Regions from separate parts of the Mus musculus genome. Here region 1 is linked to region 2. The links are chromatin loops, found by intact Hi-C in ENCODE. Cell type or tissue: heart. All regions are shown on one strand. Links, peaks and the distances in the headings refer to the core of each region. The heading gives the core; the rest is flanking DNA.

Evidence for each region. Hi-C counts contacts between places; a loop is a spot of excess contacts. Peaks named below come from ENCODE experiments on the same cell type or tissue, not always from the same donor. Only the 100,000 strongest peaks of a DNase experiment are listed, where the experiment ranks them.
Region 1: a loop joins it to region 2, with 1.8 times the contacts of the local background. A loop is called at or near these places in 2 of 42 quality-filtered maps.

The regions. Positions count from the first base shown.
Region 1 is chr11:75,363,472-75,372,636 of GRCm38, forward strand. The region is part of intron 2 of Smyd4 (SET and MYND domain containing 4); the gene reads left to right. Among named protein-coding and RNA genes, the nearest start is that of Smyd4, 20 kb to the left of the region's middle. In heart, for the core only: no CTCF peak of the experiment used is centred there; no DNase peak of the experiment used is centred there.
Region 2 is chr11:75,313,550-75,322,714 of GRCm38, forward strand. Rpa1 (replication protein A1) reads right to left here. Exons shown (of 17, transcript NM_026653.2): 6 at 4,863-4,982; 7 at 2,556-2,688; 8 at 1,264-1,366. Among named protein-coding and RNA genes, the nearest start is that of Rpa1, 30 kb to the right of the region's middle. In heart, for the core only: no CTCF peak of the experiment used is centred there; no DNase peak of the experiment used is centred there; H3K27ac peaks cover 393 bases.

The sequences.
Region 1 (9,165 bases), core at 1,970-6,969, 50 kb after region 2:
AATTGGTGGGCCGTCTAGCGGCTCCTCTGAGACCTGCCACTAGAGTCCGGCGATAGACAAGGAGGCGTCCCCTACCTTCCGCGGTGTTGTAGTCCCAGTTGGGGCGGTTCAAGGGGAAAGCCTCGTCCACGAGGTTAGGGAGGGCAGTGGGTGTGCCGTCCTCTCCCAGAACATTTTTTCTCGCCTCTATGAGGATTCTTTTTCTTTCTTCTGTTGTAAAAAGAACCTGCAAAAGCTGCTGACAATCATCCCAAGTGGGTTGATGGGAGAACATAAGTGACTCAAGGAGCCCAGTAAGTCCAGAGGGGTTCTCTGAGAAGGGAGGGTGGTTAGTTTTTCAATTATATAAATCAGAAGAGGAAAAAGGCCAGTACTGTAAAGGAATGAGATCATTAGGTCCTGGTGCTGGCCCTCTCACATGTGCTCTGAGTGGCAAGGCAACTGTTGAGTCTGGCCCCCCTTCCTCCCCGGGGCTTCGGCCTCGGCGACTCCGAGTCTCCCCCGCCGGTCCCTGAGCCCCTCTCGCTATTGGTCCCTGTGGTGGGGCAGCTGCAGGTGGCTGTTGGGGCAGGGGGTAAGGGGGAGGTTGGGAGTCTATCCAGAGGAGGTCGTCAATCTCTGGATAGATCTTGGGGGGTGCTGATGGGCCAGACTTTCCGGCTGCATCAGACTGGGCAACCGCGACCGTCAGTTTCGAAGAGTTTGGGGTCCAAGGCTTGACCCACGGAGGTGGGAATTGGACGAGATTCTGCCAGGTCACAATGTAGGGGATCTGATCAGGGTGACCCCCTTCCTCCTGAAAAACAATTCGCCTGACGGCAGCGATTAGTGACAAGTCAAAAGCACCCTCAGGTGGCCAGCCTACTCTAAACGTTGGCCACTCGGAGGCGCAAAAGGTCTGCCACGGACCCTTTCTGACTTCCACCGACTGGTTGTGGGCTCTGACCCGCACCTCCTTCCAATGCTCCAGAGTCAGAGAAAGGGGAGTGGACACAGATTGTCCCATTTCTAGAAAAACAGTAGACACAACAAGAGCGGACACGAGACTAAGACAAAAAAGAAACCAGAAACGGCGGCGACTCTGCGTCGACCACAAGCAACTCAAAGAATCAGATGGCCTTTCTAAGGCCGGCCGATTGAGACCCTCTGCACGAGGTGGGACTCGAACCCACGATCTCGTGACCAAACGCGAGGTGGGACTTGAACCCACGGTCTCGCAACAAAACGCGAGGTGGGACTCGAACCCACGATCTCGCAACTGGGCACGAGGTGGGACTCAAACCCACGATCTCGCAACCCCAAATGGTCTCTTGGCCTCCAAAGGGGTCCACCAGGCGTCCCTGGTCCTCCCCTGTTTTTCCTGGGACGTCTCCCAGGGTGAACGGACGGTGGACACCTGGACACGTCTATCCTTATCCACCCCGCGTTCCCTCTCGGAGCGCGGTCTCACTGAGCATCCGCAAAACCGAAACTGCGATCGCACCAAACTTAGAAACAGAACACAAACATCAGACCAAAACAGAACAAAGAACCTTACCTCTAAGTGGGTCTAGGACCTCTGGGTGGTCGCGCTGTTTCCCGGCCAATGCACCAAAATGAAAGACCCCCGAAGGGAGACCCTCACTCAAGCACTCAAGCCCCGGGACAGCCGCGGACCCAAGAAGACACTGAGACCGTACTCAAAATGTAGAAGGCAAGATTTAATAGAACAACAGCAAGAAAGCACATGGAACATAGACCAGAGCTCTGGGGTCGAAACTCATGCACCTAGTGGTGTAGAGGAGAATCGACGACCAGCCAAATTTTTCATAGGCTTATATAGTAAAACTCAAGGGGGGAGAGCTGGGCAGGGAAAGTACAAGTTTACATCACTAGGGGGTTCTGTCAAGGGACAAGGGGTTCTGCCAAGGGAATCTACGTAACTAAGGGGTCATGTCCTATTATTTGGCAATGTACCCGGTTCATTTTGAGGTTGTTTTAGGAGGCCCTTATCTCAAAAATGTTCTTGGAACAGTTTTTAGTTGGGAGGGTTCGAACTCTAGGGTGAGGAGTTCAGGAAAGCATTCTGGGGTGAAGAGTTCAGGAGTGTTCCGGGAACAATCTCTAGATGGGAGGGGTCGGGTTCTGGGGTGAAGAAGAGTTCAGTAAAAATTTTTATTCTTCAGTTTCCATAAGGTATTTTGGTCATAGCAACATAAAAAGCTAACTATAAAAACTAAGTTGTATATGAAGAAACCTCCTTCTGCCAAAACTGTCCTTTCTACTCTGCTTTTTTGTTCCCAATTCTTAATATAAATCCAGCTAAACGTAGCTAGTAACAGTCCAACCACAGCCTTGGCTGCCTTAAAATTCACTCCAGTGTATTAATCCATCGCTCAGCCCTCCACAGTCTCAAGGCATGGCAAAATGTAGTCGAGTCCTTTGTCACAGTGTCACAGGAATGACTCTAATCCAACTCCCAAGAAAATGCTTATTCCCATCTGAAACCTCAAGAGCACATCCTTAACTCTCTGCATTCTCTTCACCACATGGCAGCCAGCTGTCTCAGGATATTTGATCGTATTGTGAACCCTAAGATTCTGTTATTTATGGAGAAAAAGAAACTATTTCTAGCTAGAGTTGGCTCAGCCTTATTAGCACACATCTTTACTCTCACTGGCTGAAAAAGAGACACACCCTTAGTACTCACCTTTAATTTGAAACAATGAAGGTAAAGTTGGTTTGTAGAGGAGGCACTCCTGCTTGAAAGTGATGTCTAATTGAGTGGCAGACAAAGTGAAGAATCAGAGAAAGGTTTGACAGGATAGGATCTGCCCAACCCTCAGGAGAAGAGAGAGGAAAGGGAAGCTACGTAAGGGAGACACAGGTGGTACCGGAGAAGAGAGTGCAGCACAGGATACAGGAGAGCTGTGGAGAGCAGTGCAGTAGAGCTGAGAGGGAGAGTAGAGCGGCACAGAGGGGGAGGAGGAGGCAGGTTTACCGGGAGAGCTTTACAGAGAAGGATGGAAGAGAGAACAAACTAGACACAGTAAAGACAGAACAAGCAAGAGAGTGTGAAGGAGACAAGAGATTAGAAAAGATTGCTAGAGTTAGTTTGAGACCAAGCAGAGCAATTCAGAGGCCAAGAGAAAAGACAGATTGTGAATAAAATCATCGGGGAGAGGAGTTTGAGCCGGAACAGGGGGACTGAATCAGCCAGCTAGAGTTCAGAAAGAACAGGAAACGGTGATCTCAGCAGCAAGTCCTAAAGGCTGGAACATTCTAGGCTTGGATTAGATTGTATGGAAGCTAGAAGCTTCCAGGGCTAGGCCTAGGTTAGCTGATGGAGCCAGTAAGCCTCCAAGATGACAGTTACATCAGTCAAATAAATACTTTTACAGCCAGGAAGCGGAGAAAGGGAAGGATCAAGGATGAGGTAGCCTCTCCAAGGACATGCCTCTGGTGACAAACTTCCTCCAGTTAGGCCTCACCTTGTTTCTGCCTCCTGGAAGTGTTGCCTTCAGATTATTAATCTATCAGTTGGTCAATCCATTGATTAGATCAGAGCATTCCTGATTTAGTTACTTCCTAAGAGTATGAACTCTGCATTGAACCTCCAACTCAGGAATTTTGGGGGAACTTTTCATTTATAAACCATAGCACTCTGCTGGTTCTTTTCAAAGATATACAGTCAAAGAGTTTTCTATTCTTTTTATGTGTTTATGTATGTTTTACATAAATACACTATATATTTTTTTCTTTATTCTCTATTCAATTTCATTGTGTGCGTTGTTCTGCAGGGGCTTTTCATCCTCACACCTTAATCTTCTTAATAGTCGTGTGATAGAACGAGAATAGTATAAATGTGTCCCAATTTGTTGTTCTTTTTCCTACTGATGAGCTATTAAGTACTTTTTGTTGTTGTTTGGTTTTGTTTCACTGTTGCAAATACTGCTTCAGTAAACAATCTTTATGTGTGTTTTTGAGCACATGCTTAAGAAGTTCAGACAGACTCTTAGAGAATTGCTCCACCCATGGTTATAGGCATCTTAAGATGAATAGATACTACCATATGCATTCAGAAAGCCTTTGTCAGCTTAGCATAAGCAATGCCTGAGAGGTCTCCAACATTCCAAGCAGCTGTCCTTCCTTGGGTTCAGTCCCCAGAACCACTAAATATGAAAAACAAAGGCAAAAAGGGCTGGGGTTTAATCTATAGCTTTCTGATCACAAGGGAAATAGTATTCCTTTTCTGTCATTACAGCTCATTTGTGTTTCCTCTGTAAGTTCAATTTGCGTCCTTTGTCCATTTTGTTAGTGGTTCATCTTACATCTACCTATAAGTCTGGCTGTTTGAATATTTGATATACTGTACTATGTATGCTACTGATCTTTCTGGTTTTTAAAAATCTTTTAAGATTTAATGGTGTCTTTCATTATACAGTCATATGTATATGTATACATCCATATCCACAGGTTCTGCAAACCTAGATTCATTTGACCTTAGATGAAAAATATTAATCAGGGAAAAGAATCCCGGCAACTCCTCAGAAGCTAAACTTGAATTGCATCACACTGTACTGAGTCCATGTGTAGGCACACCGTTATAACTTCCTGCTTGACACACATGCTCTATCCAGCACTCTGTGTCGTCTGAGCATTATTCTCTGCATCTGATTTTGTTTTTAATTTTTTGTGTCTGAATATTTTATCTGCATATGTTGTTATGTACCGTGTGTATCAGGTATCCATGGGGGCTGGGGAAAGTTGACAGATCACCCAGGACTGGAGTTACAGAGTATTGTGAGCCACAACATGGGGCTTGGGAATTGAACCTAGGTGCTCTTAACCCCCTTATTCTCTACATTTATTACAGCATTTGTGATACATGTAAGTAGCCCTAAAATGCATCTGTACTAGACATGTAAGCTCTTTTGTCTTGTCCTTAGGCACTGAACCATATGACATAACAACTACGTATATGGTATTTATGTTACCTTAGGTATTATAAGTAACATATAGGGCCAATGGTAGAGATCTCACCTAACATATGTAAAAGCCTGGTCTTAGTCTCTAGCACCATCACCCCCCCACACACACACATGTTGTATAGACATGTTGTAAAGAATAAACAAGGATGTACATATTACATGCAAATACTAAACCATATTTTATAGGGACTTAAGCACTGGCAAATTGTGTGTGTGTGTTTGTGTGAATTCACACAAGCATATCTGTTATTTGGGCTGGGTTGTGTTTTTTTAGTGTATTTTTTAGATTTATTTTATGTATGTCTGTGTATCACATGTGTGTCTGGTGCCCACAGATGCCAGAAAAGGACTTTAGACCCCCTGGAACTGGAGTTACAGATTATTGTGGGTACCAGGAACTGAACCCAGGTCCTCTGCAAGAGGAACAACTGCTCTTAACTGATCGGTCTTTCTAGTCTCTTGGTTGGTTGGTTGGTTGGTTGGTTGGCTGGGTTTTTGTTTGTCTGTGCTTGTGTTTGTTTTTTGTTTTTGTTTTCTATGTAAACCTGTTCCAGAACTTGCTATGTAAAACAGGCTGAGCTTGAAGCCATAGTCATCCTGCCTCTCCCTCTCTAGTACATAAACTATATGTAGGTATATATCACCATACCCACCTTCCGCGTTTGTTTAAGATAAGGTTTTGCTATATAGTCCTTGCTGGTCTAGTATTTGTCATTTAGCCCAGGCTGACCTCAAACTCATAGCCATCCTCCTCCCTCAGCCTCAAACACTGGGATTACTAGTGTGCACCACATGGCTGGCTTGTCATTTTCCCTTATTGTTAGCATTCTGTTGAAGCTTTGCCTCACAGTTACCTGGCAACAGCCAGGCATGCTTGACTCACTATAAAAGGGCCTGCTTGCCCCCTCCTCTCTCTCTGTTCCTCTCTTGCTTTTGCCTTCCCACTCCTGCTCTGTCCTCTTGTCCCTCCCCCCCCCCCCACCACATGCTTATGGCTGGCCTATACTCATCTACTGTTCTACTCTCTTTCTCTGCCTTTCTCTGTTTCTACTACCCTCTTAACTTCCCTCCCCAGACCCTTAGTAAACTCTATTTTATACTATACCATTGTGTGGCTGGTCCCTCGGGGAAAGGATGCCTCAGCATGGGCCCACCGAGGCACCCCCTTCCCCACACCTCAGCTCACCTCCATATAACATATCCCCCCTCTATTTATCTTTTTATAAACACATCGCTTACAGCTTCTGAATTATATGTCTTGCTTATTAGATCTATTCTACATCAAGATTATAGAAGTGTATTTTCTTCTAATGCTTTTGGATAGTTTTATACTTTCAACTTTTTAATCCATCCAAAATGTTTTCTAGCTTATTAACATATAATTAATAGATTAAAATTAAGTATATCTAAGGTGTTATCTTAGTCAATGTTCTACTGCTTTAATGAGACACCATGGACAAGGCAACCCTTATTTATAAAAGAAAACATTTATCTGCGGCTTGCTTACAGTTTTAGAGGCTTTAGTCCATTATCATCATGGCAGGGAGTGTGGTGGCATGAAGGCAAGCATGGTGCCAGAGAAGGAGCTGAGAACTTTACATCCTGACCCACAGCAGGGGAGGGAGGGAGGGAGGGAGGGAGGGAGGGAGGGAGGGAGGGAGGGAGAGAGGGAGAGAGGGAGGGAGAGAGAGAGAGAAAGAGAGAGAGAGAGAGAGAGACTCCTTCAACAAGGCTCCACCTCCTAATCCTTCTCAAACAGTTCCATTCCCTGGTGACTAAGTAGTGAAGTCCATTCTCTCTCAAACCACAATGTGATATTACAATATGCATACACATCTGAAATTAGTATTTATATGATTGGTCAGTTTTTGTCAACTTGACACATACCTAGACATACGAGAGATGTAATCTGAATTGAGGAATTGCCTTTATCAGATGAAATGTGGGGCCATTTTCTTGATTCTGTTGCTGTAAGAGAGCCTATACCTAGGCAGGTGATCCTAAGTATAAGAAAGGTAGCTGTCTAAGCCTGGGCATAAGCCTGTAGGCCACCTTCCTCCATGTTCCTGCTCCAGTTCCTGCCTCCAGATTCCAGCTTAATGAACTCCTATCATGACTTCACTCAATGATATACATTTATCAGGACTCGTAAGGCAAATAACTCTTTCCTCCCCAGGTTGCTTTTATCACTGTTTTATTACAACAACAGAGAACAAACTAGGATGGTAATTTACCTTTTATTTATTTATTTTTGAGCCAGACAATTTTCTACAGTGTTTATTAAACGACCCATCTTCTTCCCAGATGCCGTTCTTACTGAAAATTAAGTTACTGCTTACTTTTTAAATTTGTTTCTAGATTCTGTGTGCCAAAACAAAGAGTTTTAATTACTATGACTTCATTCATTTTATAATTCTTGGAGTTTCAGGTTAACAGAAACCCACCTCAAATTTGAAATTTGTAACTATGAAAATACTAACATTTTTAAAAGCAGATATGTATTTGGAGGCTTGGAGTATGCCGGGAAACTTCATATTTCTTCAACAACCAACAGACTTTGCATTTGGTAATGCTATACCCATTCTTAGCCCAGGATACATTCATAGATTACTAACCCCATAGAAGGAGACCTTCCTTCTGGAGAGTTTCATTGAAAAGTTCGAGGAAGTCTTTATTTTCTTTTTCAAGAGAGGGTAACACTATGTAGCTAGCCCTGGCTGTTCTGGAACTCACTCTGTAGATCTGGCTGACCTTGAACTCATGGAGGTCTTCCTGCTTCTGTCTCCTGAGTGCCTGGGTGGGGGGTGGGGTGGGGGAGGTAAAGCTGTTGGCCACTATGTCCAGCCTTGGGAATAGAGTAGCCTAACCTTGATCTCCCTCATAGCCCTTTGGTCAAAGATCCTCAGTTTCGACTTTGATTACCCAGACTTCCTGTTTCTCTCATGGAACAGTTTCCCCCTGAGATTTACTAGTGGAAGAAAGGCACTCAAAAAGCAGGGAGCCCTCGTACAAATGAGACTTCCTAGCTATATAATTAGGCCGAGATGCACACATCCACAGTCATTACCCTTCTTCAGAGCCTTTGTCATGTCAAGTGTATTTCGCCCATGTGAACTTTAGAACTGGCTTGTTGTGTTTCATAAAAAGTGTAGTTGGGCTCTTGATTGGGATTGTGTTAAATTTATAGATTCATTTAGGGAGAGCTGACAACTTTACAGTATTAAATGTTTTCATCCGCGGAAAAGGTTGTCTTGCCACTTACTTGGGCTTTCTTTTATGCCCTTAAGTAAAGGTTTATAGTTTTCTTTATATCAGTCTTGCACATTTCCTGTTAGATTTATTTTTGCTTGTAAGGTTTCCTTGGTTGGTATTGTGTATAAACATTTTCTCCCAATTACATACCATAATTGATGGTTAGGAGTATAAATAAAAGGTAGAATTTTAAAATTGCTGTATGAATGACTGCTTTGCTATAATTCAACATCTTTTCATTTTTATGCCAATCTACTTGACATGTTTAGGTTAAATGATGATATCTGTACAGAGTAATCCTCTGATCCAGTATTTGCACATCTTACTTTCTAACGTCCATAGCATAGATACACATCTTATACTGTTGAGTACATATATATTTAAGGTATTTACCATAGTCTTATAATATGCAGCGTGCTTTGGTTCAAGACAGTTGCCCTGTGTTCCTCAACATTAACATTTTTTTCATCACAAATACACATTGACCTTTATCAAATTTTTAAAACTATCTTGAGAGAAATGACCATTTTTCTTAATCTGTTAATGTAAAATTTTTATAAAAATAGTTATAAATAATATTAGCCTACATATTTCTTCTGTTCTCTTTTTCAACTCTTAGAATCAGAGTATGGTAGTCTCAGACTAAACCAGGAGCTTCCTATCTGTTTCTCTGTTCTTAAGTCACTTATATAATGTAAGGATGCTGTGTATATCTGCCAGCTAGGCCTTATATACAAAAGGCACCCATCACAACCTTCTAAAACAGTCTTACCACTTAGAGACCATGTTCAAACATATGGGCCTTTGAGGTAATTGCCACATTCAAGCTATAATATTGTTATCTAAGGGAATATCTTCACTTCTAGCAGATGCCTAAAAATATCTAAAGGTAAACACTGGTAATTGCTGTGTTTGTTGATGCTGCTCTTCCTCCTCCTCCTCC
Region 2 (9,165 bases), core at 1,734-6,733:
CAGCTCTGGTAAAACAAAAGCAGCTCAGCCACCCGAGCCTACAGTTGTAAGTTAACACATAAAACGAGGGAGCCTCGAGATGATCTGGAAGACAAAGGTGTTTCCTGTGCCAACCTGGCCACCCTAGTTTAATCCCGGAACCCTCGGGATGGAGAAGACAATCGCCCCACCAAGTTATTCTCCAGCCTTTGCACACGTGTGCATGCATACACACGAAAATAATTCTTACATCTTATCAAAACATTTTTAGAAGGAATAGCTTAATATTCCGATAATGAAACCTAATATTCTGGGTCCCGAGTGATGGGCTGGAAGCCCACAGGAAGGCGTGCTGAACTCCAATGATTCAGCACTCTTCCTCACGCCCGCAACCTAAGTGACGGCTTACTTCACAGTCAGGAGCTGGTGCCAAAAATGTTCCAACAAGTCATGCTTTCAAGCTGACTGCACTGTTACTTTTCTGTCAGGCAATATGTTACAGATGGATAAGAAACTTAACTAAATGGCTAAAACCTTACCCAGACAAGCTGCAGGAAATTAGTTTCTGATACTGAATCTGCCATCACAGTTAAGATATCTGCTGTGCTACACCGTGACAAGAGGAAGAAGAGGGGGAGAGAGCCCCAAAGCTTTGCCCTTCCCGGTATCATGGCTTATTTTACGTGTGTGGGTGTTTTACCAGCATGTATGTGTGAGCATCACTGAGTGTCTGATGCCTGAGGTGACCAGGAGAGGTACTGGATCACTGACACGGGAGTCACAGATGGTTATGTGCTACTCTGTTGGTGCTGAGAATTGAGCCCAAGTCCTCTCAAAGAACAGCGAGTGCTCTTAAATGCTGAGCAGTCTCTCTGGCCCCTGCATTTTGCTTTAAGTAAAGCCTAGTGAGTATAAATGATCAGAAGCCCTCCCCGCAGACTAGTTAAAGCTGAGTAGCTGCTGCTCCTTCTGCTGGAGGCAAACCCGCCCTGCTCGGCAGGTATCACCCCAGGGCTTCAACTGTGCCCCTAGCAATGTAATTAGAGCGCTGCAGTCTCTGCAGACGGAGACTATTTACAGTCCACCAATCTGTATTGCTACAGACGCGTCCCTTTAGGAGCACTTTATCTCATGTCTGACCCTGTGCCCCAGATAGCATCAAAGGTCTCCAACAGAAGGAAAGCCACAATGACCGCCATGTTCCTCGGAGCTGAGCCCCACCCGAGTCAAGGAGGTCAGCAGCTTCCCGAATGGAATGGCGCATACTCAATGGCGCATACTCACGCTTTCATCCACAAGTTCTAGAGAGAAAAGCTTTCCTTCCCCCCGGGAATTACTCCAGGTGCGGATCTGACTTTTGTTGGTGACACGGGCACAAATAGTCCACCTAAAAAACCAAACAGGTAACATTAGTGTTTGGAGTCTCTCTCACTTGGAATAAAGATAAGCAGGAAATCATCTTCCGAGGCCTTTCTTCTCTCTTCTGCAGTCTGTCAATGCTAGCTGTATTTTAATCCAGCTAATTAAAACCCCAAGATGACAAACAGGTTTGACAGTTTACAGAATAAGCAAACAGTAAAATATACCAGGTAGTTTAACACTAACTCAGTCTCCTGTCAAATAAGTAAATCTATAAGCCCTCTCCCTTCCTCAAAAAACATCACCAAGGCAACAATATCCCTTTAATGAAAGGTTCCAAGGGAAAAACTGCAGTTATACTAGCAATTATAGTTTGCCACTATTTTCAATTACAGGAGCCGACACAATCACTATACAATGTCTGTCACATTTCTAATGCATCCCAAACATAAACTCAAGGCTACAAAGCATGGCATTTATTCATGGGCCACCAAAAGAAAGACCCCCAAATGGTCTGACCTGAGAGAGCGCCTACCATAAAAGGAGTTCCCAGACCCAAAACCCTGGCCTGGCGTCTCTCCTCAAAGTTGGATATACTGGTTTCTTTACTTACAATTTGACAGGGGAAATTATCTCCCCTATTTTACCAAGCATTGCAGGATAAATAAGAACATAGCTTAAAGAATTCTAGAGAAAAAAAAAAAAGTCCACTAATGTTCAATGTTTTAATTAATTTTTAATGGGAAAAAGTAATATCAAAGAAATCCATGTCTACGGCATATTAATGTGGTTAATGCAAACAGGACAGATTATCTTGGCCAAATTAAACCACAGTAACACGTTTTGAACTAAAAGTCATCTATTTATACGAGATGAAATGTGAATTAGCGTGCGCGCGCAGGTGCACACATGCACACATACAAACAGAGTCTTTTTATTCTTAAGCCTACCAAATAACTCTTTAAGCAGTAAATAATTTTAAGCTCTAAAATTTAAAAAATAGTGAAACCCCTTCAGGCTATGACAGAATGCTGCTTTTGCCATTCTTTCTGATAAAAGTCCCAAAGGGTGTCATAATCTGTATCCTTCTTAGAAAAGTAAGGAGCACATCCTATGAGCTGGTGACCTGAGTTTTACACCCAAGTCACACGTCAGCACACAGCAATGTCCTGGACCATTTGTGAGGAGCCCCACGCTGGTCCTGAGCAACAACTCACTTGGACTGGTACGGGGTGAGGCTGGCGATGGGCACCACTTTGGACTGTGTCCCACCTGAAGGCTGCAGCAGGCCAGTTCCGGCAGGTTTTCCAAATGGCTTTGAGGCACCATAAGCCTTAGCTGCAGTGGAACCTATGCAAACACACAGGAAAAGGGCAGTCATTCCCGTTTTATTTCTCGAAGTGAATGTACAGGCACCATGGCACGCATCTGGAGGTCAGATGATAATCTCAAAAAAATCCAACTTTTGTGAGACAGGCTCCCTTCATTGTCTTCCCACCACACTTGCCAGGTTAGGGGCACAAGCTCCCAAGGAGTATCTGCTCTCCTAAGGGCACTGCCATCAGAGACACTCTGACTACTACACCTGGCTTTTAGGTGGGTTCTGAGGATTTGAACGCAGATCATCATGGTTGTATAGCAAATTTTTATTCACCAAGCCAGACAACCGTTTTTTAACTTTTTTTAAAAAAAGATTTATTTTTATGAGTACAGTGTGGCTGTCTTCAGACACACCAGAAGAAGACATCAGATCCCATTACAGATGGTTGTGAGCCACCATGTGGTTGCTGGGAATTGAACTCAGGACCTTTGGAAGAGCAGTCAGTGCTCTTAACCGCTGAGCCATCTCTCCAGCCCTTATTTAACTTTTAAAAGTTTAAAATTAATTCTCATTATGCACGTGCCACAGGGAAGTGTAACATAAGCACATGTGTTTGAAGTATATATGGGGATGTAGTTATGTGACGGCCAGAGGACAACTCTGTGAAGTTGATTCTTTCCTTTCACTGTGGGTCCTCGGAGCGTCAATAGGGTCAGCAGGCATTTTACCAGCTGAGCTATCTTGTGGGCCACCAAACTTATTTTTAAAAAGCTAGAAGTTGGTTAAAGAGAAGGAATTCATGTAATTGAAATAGAAAAGCAGAGTTGAAGAGGGAGGAGAGGAGGTGAGTATGATATGGTAAGAAAAACCAAGAAAAAACCTCTACAAGTAAATCTAGTCGTGTTCCACAGATCACTATGTTCAAGGATGGTGTCCCAGAAAAGGGTCCTAAAACAAAGCCCAGGAAGTAATCAAAATGATCCCATCCAGACCTGCTACAGAGAAGCTGGGGGGAAGGAGGGAGAGGCCCTGTAACCTCAAGTCCCCGGGCAGCACAGCAGAGCTGTGCCCAATGATCTCCGTGATACAGGACAACAGGATATCTGAGAAGGAGTCCCAGTGAGCGTGTAGCAGAAGCCAGAGGCCTCGAACAAAACCAACAACTTCACCATGATGAACATCATGAAGATGTGTGGACAAAAGGGTGCACTCTGGGACACAGTGTCACACACTACAGCTTCCACCTGGGACAAAAAGTCACACACTACAGCTTCCACCTGGGACACAATGTCACACACTACAGCTTCCACAGTCAGATTATTTTTCTTCTAGCGGAGAGGCTGCAAGGGTGGAGGGCAGGTACAAGGGAACAGGGGTGAGTGGGATCGGGGTGCATGATGTGAAACTTACAAAGAACCAATAAGTTAGGAAAGAGAGATGAAGACATAGAAGCCATGGCCAACAACCCCAGCACTCTGGAGGCAGGCAGGAGGGTCTCCATGCCAAAGGTAATGAATGCTATGTCTAAAGAGATGATAAAGTCCCATGAGAGTTACAAAGTCAGAGGAGAAACTTGGACAGAAAAGCCAAATGTAACAAATGCATGGTAGGTGGGGAAAGGTGGGGATTTAAAAGAAATTTCACAAAAAGGCACAGAATGTAAGGTGAAAGCGAGCGACTACCAGATAAAGCATCAACTAAGAGGAGTCAGGAACAGTGTATTTTAACTACCTTTATAAAAAAAATACTCGGGCTGGTGAGATGGCTCAGCGGTTAAGAGCACCGACTGCTCTTCCAATGGTCCTGAGTTCAAATCCCAACAACCACATGGTGGCTCACAACCATCCATAACAAAATCTGATACGGTCTTCTGGAGTGTCTGAAGGCAGCTACAAGTGTACTTACATATAATAAGTAAATAAATAAATAAGTATTAAAAAATATGCAATAATTGGAATTATTCTTTGCAATTCTACTATGAATGGAGTTTTTGTTCCTGTTGTTTGTTTTCCGAGCCTGTTTCATGTAATCCAAACTGGCCTGGAACCTGCTAAATAGTGGAAGATGACCTTGAACTTCTGATTCCCCTGTCTCCACCTCCCAAGTGCTGGCCTAGGCTACTCTGCCTGACTCAGGCTCAGTGAATTTTCAAACACTGCTTCAACCTTGACCCCTAACTTCCATCTCTTGGGTCCCATCTTACCCATTCCCAGACTCCCATTCTGTGGCTGGGGCTTGCTGGCTGGTGGTGTCGCTGCAGAGGCTGGGGAAGGGACTGCTTGCTGCTGCTGCTGCTGCTGCTGCTGCTGCTGCTGCCCATATCCTGGAGATCAAAACAGGCCAATTCAGTGCAAACCCAGTCAAGAGATTTCAACACCAGCAGTAAATACCTTAGGAAAACCCACCTTTGGCTCTTAGAGGAGCAGACTGCACCACGCTGCACACCCTGTGTCTGCAAAGGGCTCACTTTTTTGTCTGCGCATAGTAAAGACTGGTTCCATTTCCCTTTCAACTGTTTAGAATTGACAGCTTTCAGTTTTAATGAGGTTCTCCCTGAAGCCTTGCCCATTTCTCCTTCAAGAACCTGCAGTAAAGTCACTGGGCTCAATCTGTGATACTACCACTATTTCCATAGCAACAAATCGATGTCATCAACAGGACGGTGTGTTCGTGGCAGGATCCATTAGAAGAGAAAGCAGGGTGGTAAGGAAAACCTAAAAGCAGTTCAATTGTCTCTCAAGTGCTTTGGCTTCAAAGGAAAAGGAGACGTTTACAAAGGGTTCTACCCTTTCCCCCAAACAAAGCAACCTTATTTTGCAACTGACAGCTGGTGGAAAATATGAGTTGAAAGAGTCTCAGGTACCGTGAAGTGCTAGTGAACTGTCACAGCAGGGAGAGATGAGAACAGAGTTCAGAAGCAGCCGTGTCAAGGCAACAGGGAGATAAAAAGGAGGGGGACCGAGCACGCTTCTAAAGCAGCAAATAAGACGCGCCACCCTGTCGGAGTGTGTATTTGCCCTTCACCCTTTATACAAATGTTTACCAAGTTGAAGAATGTTAACATTGTAAATTGCCTACCACTATTTCTAAAATAACGAGTTTATGGGGTTTGATTTTACTTCTGTGATTGGCTCTGAAGGCTGAAGCCAGCCTCGTTTAGGCTGCTCACCTGGAGTGCTTGTAGATGACAAAGGCAGCTAAAAAAAAAAAAATGTCCCAGAGCTCCTGAAACACTAAAACTGGTGCGCACAGGCAGGAAGTCTCCCTTGCCACTGAGGCTCTCCCTTCTCCAACTGTAAGTTCTAACTCCTGCTGGGCCTCCTGAGGTCCCAACTCACCGGGCATGCTACATGCCCATGGAATTCATTTTTGGCAAAATTACTCTTAAGTAGCTCAAGGAATGAGACGTAATTGTGTTGCTGGAGACAAATACATTCAGCACAAAGTTGAGAAGATTAAATAGAATTGATTATGCTTTAGTTCATCCTACAGAGAGAAAAAGTGAGACACCTATTTACATAGGAGAGGGGCCCAGGCTACTGACAATGAGCCCTTCCTTTACAGCTCAGCCTTCCCATTATCACTCAACTCAGACACCCAGCCCAGTTCAGTCTATGTGAAGCATTTTTAAAATCAGCAAGAGAAAGGTGAGTTGCTCAGTAGTACACTGAAGGAAAGTAGAAATGAGCACACAGTGACCTGCTGCATAAGACACAGTTTAAAAGGTGACCTATCTTCCAGCGAAGTTCTTGCCTTCTTTAAAAAGAATGTGGTATTTGCTGGTATGTGCACCTCACGAAGGTGCTTGCAGCTATGTGGAGGGCAGAGACCATCCTGAGGGAATCGGGTCTCCTTCCACCAGAGTCCTAGGGATGGCACAAAGGCACCGGGCTTGACAGATGCCTTTACCTGCTGAGCCCTTTCCCCAGCCTCTCCTTTTCTACAGTCTCCAAATTACCTGAGGTAGGAGCCTCATTCTCAGAACCATTTCTGCTGCGCATGTCTGACTGAACTGGATATGGTCACTCGACTCAATTTCTATAAAAAGATAACTGAGGAGCCGGCTTGGTTGGTAGAGAAAACATAAAGACCCGAGTTTTGTTCCCACATGGGGCGTGCGTGCTAGAGAGGTGAGGACGGACTAGGCAGGGAGCAGAGGTAGGCAGATCCCAGGCCTCAATAGCCAGGCAGCCCAACCTGAGCTCTAAGTTCAGTAAGGGAGCCTGTAACCACAGAAGACACTGTGCCGTGTAACCACGGCAAGCGGCCCGCTGCAGTGGCATCTGCTCATAGCCACAGCTACCCAGGAGGCTGAGCCACAAGACTCATTGAAGCTGGAGGTCAAGGCCAGCATAGGTACCATAGGTAGACCCCCATCTCAAAGTTGAACAGTAAACATATATTTTACTACAATTAAAAAAACAAGGCCGGGTGTGGTGGCGCATACCTTTAATCCCAGCACTCGGGAGGCAGAGGCAGGCGGATTTCTGAGTTCGAGGCCAGCCTGGTCTACAAAGTGAGTTCCAGGACAGCCAGGGCTACACAGAGAAACCCTGTCTCGAAAAACCAAAAAAAAAAAAAAAAAAAAAAAAAACCAAAAACCCAACACATGTACCTATTCTAACATAGAATTTTCATTTTTTATAAGAATTACAGTTATAATTTTTAGTTGAACATAATACAATGATAAGTCTCCAACTGATAATCTGAGGCTGGGGGTGTAGCTCATTTAGTAGAGTACCTGCCTAGCAGTCGCTAAGTCCGGGTAGTCCCTTGCCTGTATCCCAGTGCTTGGGGAACAGGCAGAAAGAGGACCAGAAGTTCAAGGTGCTCCTCCTCTTCAGGTAATGAGGAGTCTGAGCCAGCCTGGGATGCGTGAGACACACCAGTAACAGCAACTACTGCCTGGAGTGCTCACTCTGGACCAGGAACAAGAGTTAAGTGCGTTACTCCCGTAACTGTCTGCACAATGATGGAGACAGTACGTCATCTTTAACATCTTTGGCTGAGAAGAGAAAACCTGGTATTCCTCAGCTCGTTCTGGCTAAGTTCATGTACTTCATCATCATGCAGTTAATTTGTAAACAACCAATCCTGGCAGCAATAACTCTAATTATATAGAACATAAGATGTGGTAATTAGGAAAAGCTACTAATCCACTTAATAGAGTAACCTTTATCTCTTGCAAATCTGGTACAAGAGACAGTCCCAAATCAAATGATGGCAAGAATTCCAGAGCATTGTAAATAGCAGCAATTGCCCTTCAATTAACGCATTGTAACGCAGCAGCTGCCCACAAGACCTCAAATCAATCAGTCTATAGCTAAGGAAAAATCTTTCTAAAGCCAAAACCATTCTACAAAGCAGTAACGTAGGCTCCGTTTATAATAACCTGTTTTGGGCCACCTGCAAATCAAGCTATCCCAGGAAGCCAGATCGTAATTCTTAGGCTCTGCTGGCTACACACTGGTCCCAAGCCATGAGGGAACTAGATTACAGCAGGCTCCGCCCTCGGTGACCTGCTCATAGCTATCATTCTTACAGTCTATTATGGCAAGTGAGCTCTGGGCAGAGAAAAATTCACAAACAAACCCACCAACTTCCCAAGCAAGCATTTTCTTAACAAACACAAAGAATAAATAAATAGAGCCTGCCATGGTAGTGCACACCTGTAATCTCAGCATGTGGGAGGCAGAGGCAGGCAGATCTCTGCCAGGAGTTCCATGCCAGCCTGGTCTAGACAGTTGCAAGATCAACAACGCTATATGGTGAGGCCCTGTCTCAACTCCCAAACCACTGAAAACAAGTAAGACGATATGGATCAATGCAATATTTCTCAGTTCCTACTGACAGAAAATGGACACAATTAGGCTGGGTATAATTCCAATATGAATAATAAGTATATTATACAGTACCTAGTTTAAGTCTGAGCAAGATATTATCGCCAACAGCACAGATACAGGACACACACACAGCTGCAAGCGTGAAGGATTTAAAGGCACCCATCCCTACAGTATATGCAGCATTGACTGTCTAGTTTTATTTCGCACACTTTGAATCATCCATCCATTTTTGCTCAATATGGCAGCAGTAATAAAATGTATATTTGCATTTTGATGCATGGTGGAATTCTTACTAGCCTGGGCTGTGTTTGCTCACTAACTCCAGTGGACTTCTGACGTAAGAGGCGCTGGACTAGCTTCCAGAGGATGTAAATCTAACTTTGGTTCTCGGCCTCCCCTGAAGCCTTTGCTGTGGTGAAAGGTGCTGTTTCTGAAGCCACGACAGTCCCATGGTGGTTTGAGTAACAATACTCCTGGCTTGGTAACAATGCCAAAAAATACCAAAAAAACCAAAACCAAAACCAAAAAAAGCACAGAGCTCACATCTGAGCCAAAAAAACCGACACTCCCTATTTTTTGAAGAACTCACAGAAATCAAGAAGAAAAACAAGCAAACAAACAGCACATAACAGGCTAACAACAACAACAAGTCCACTTCAGAGG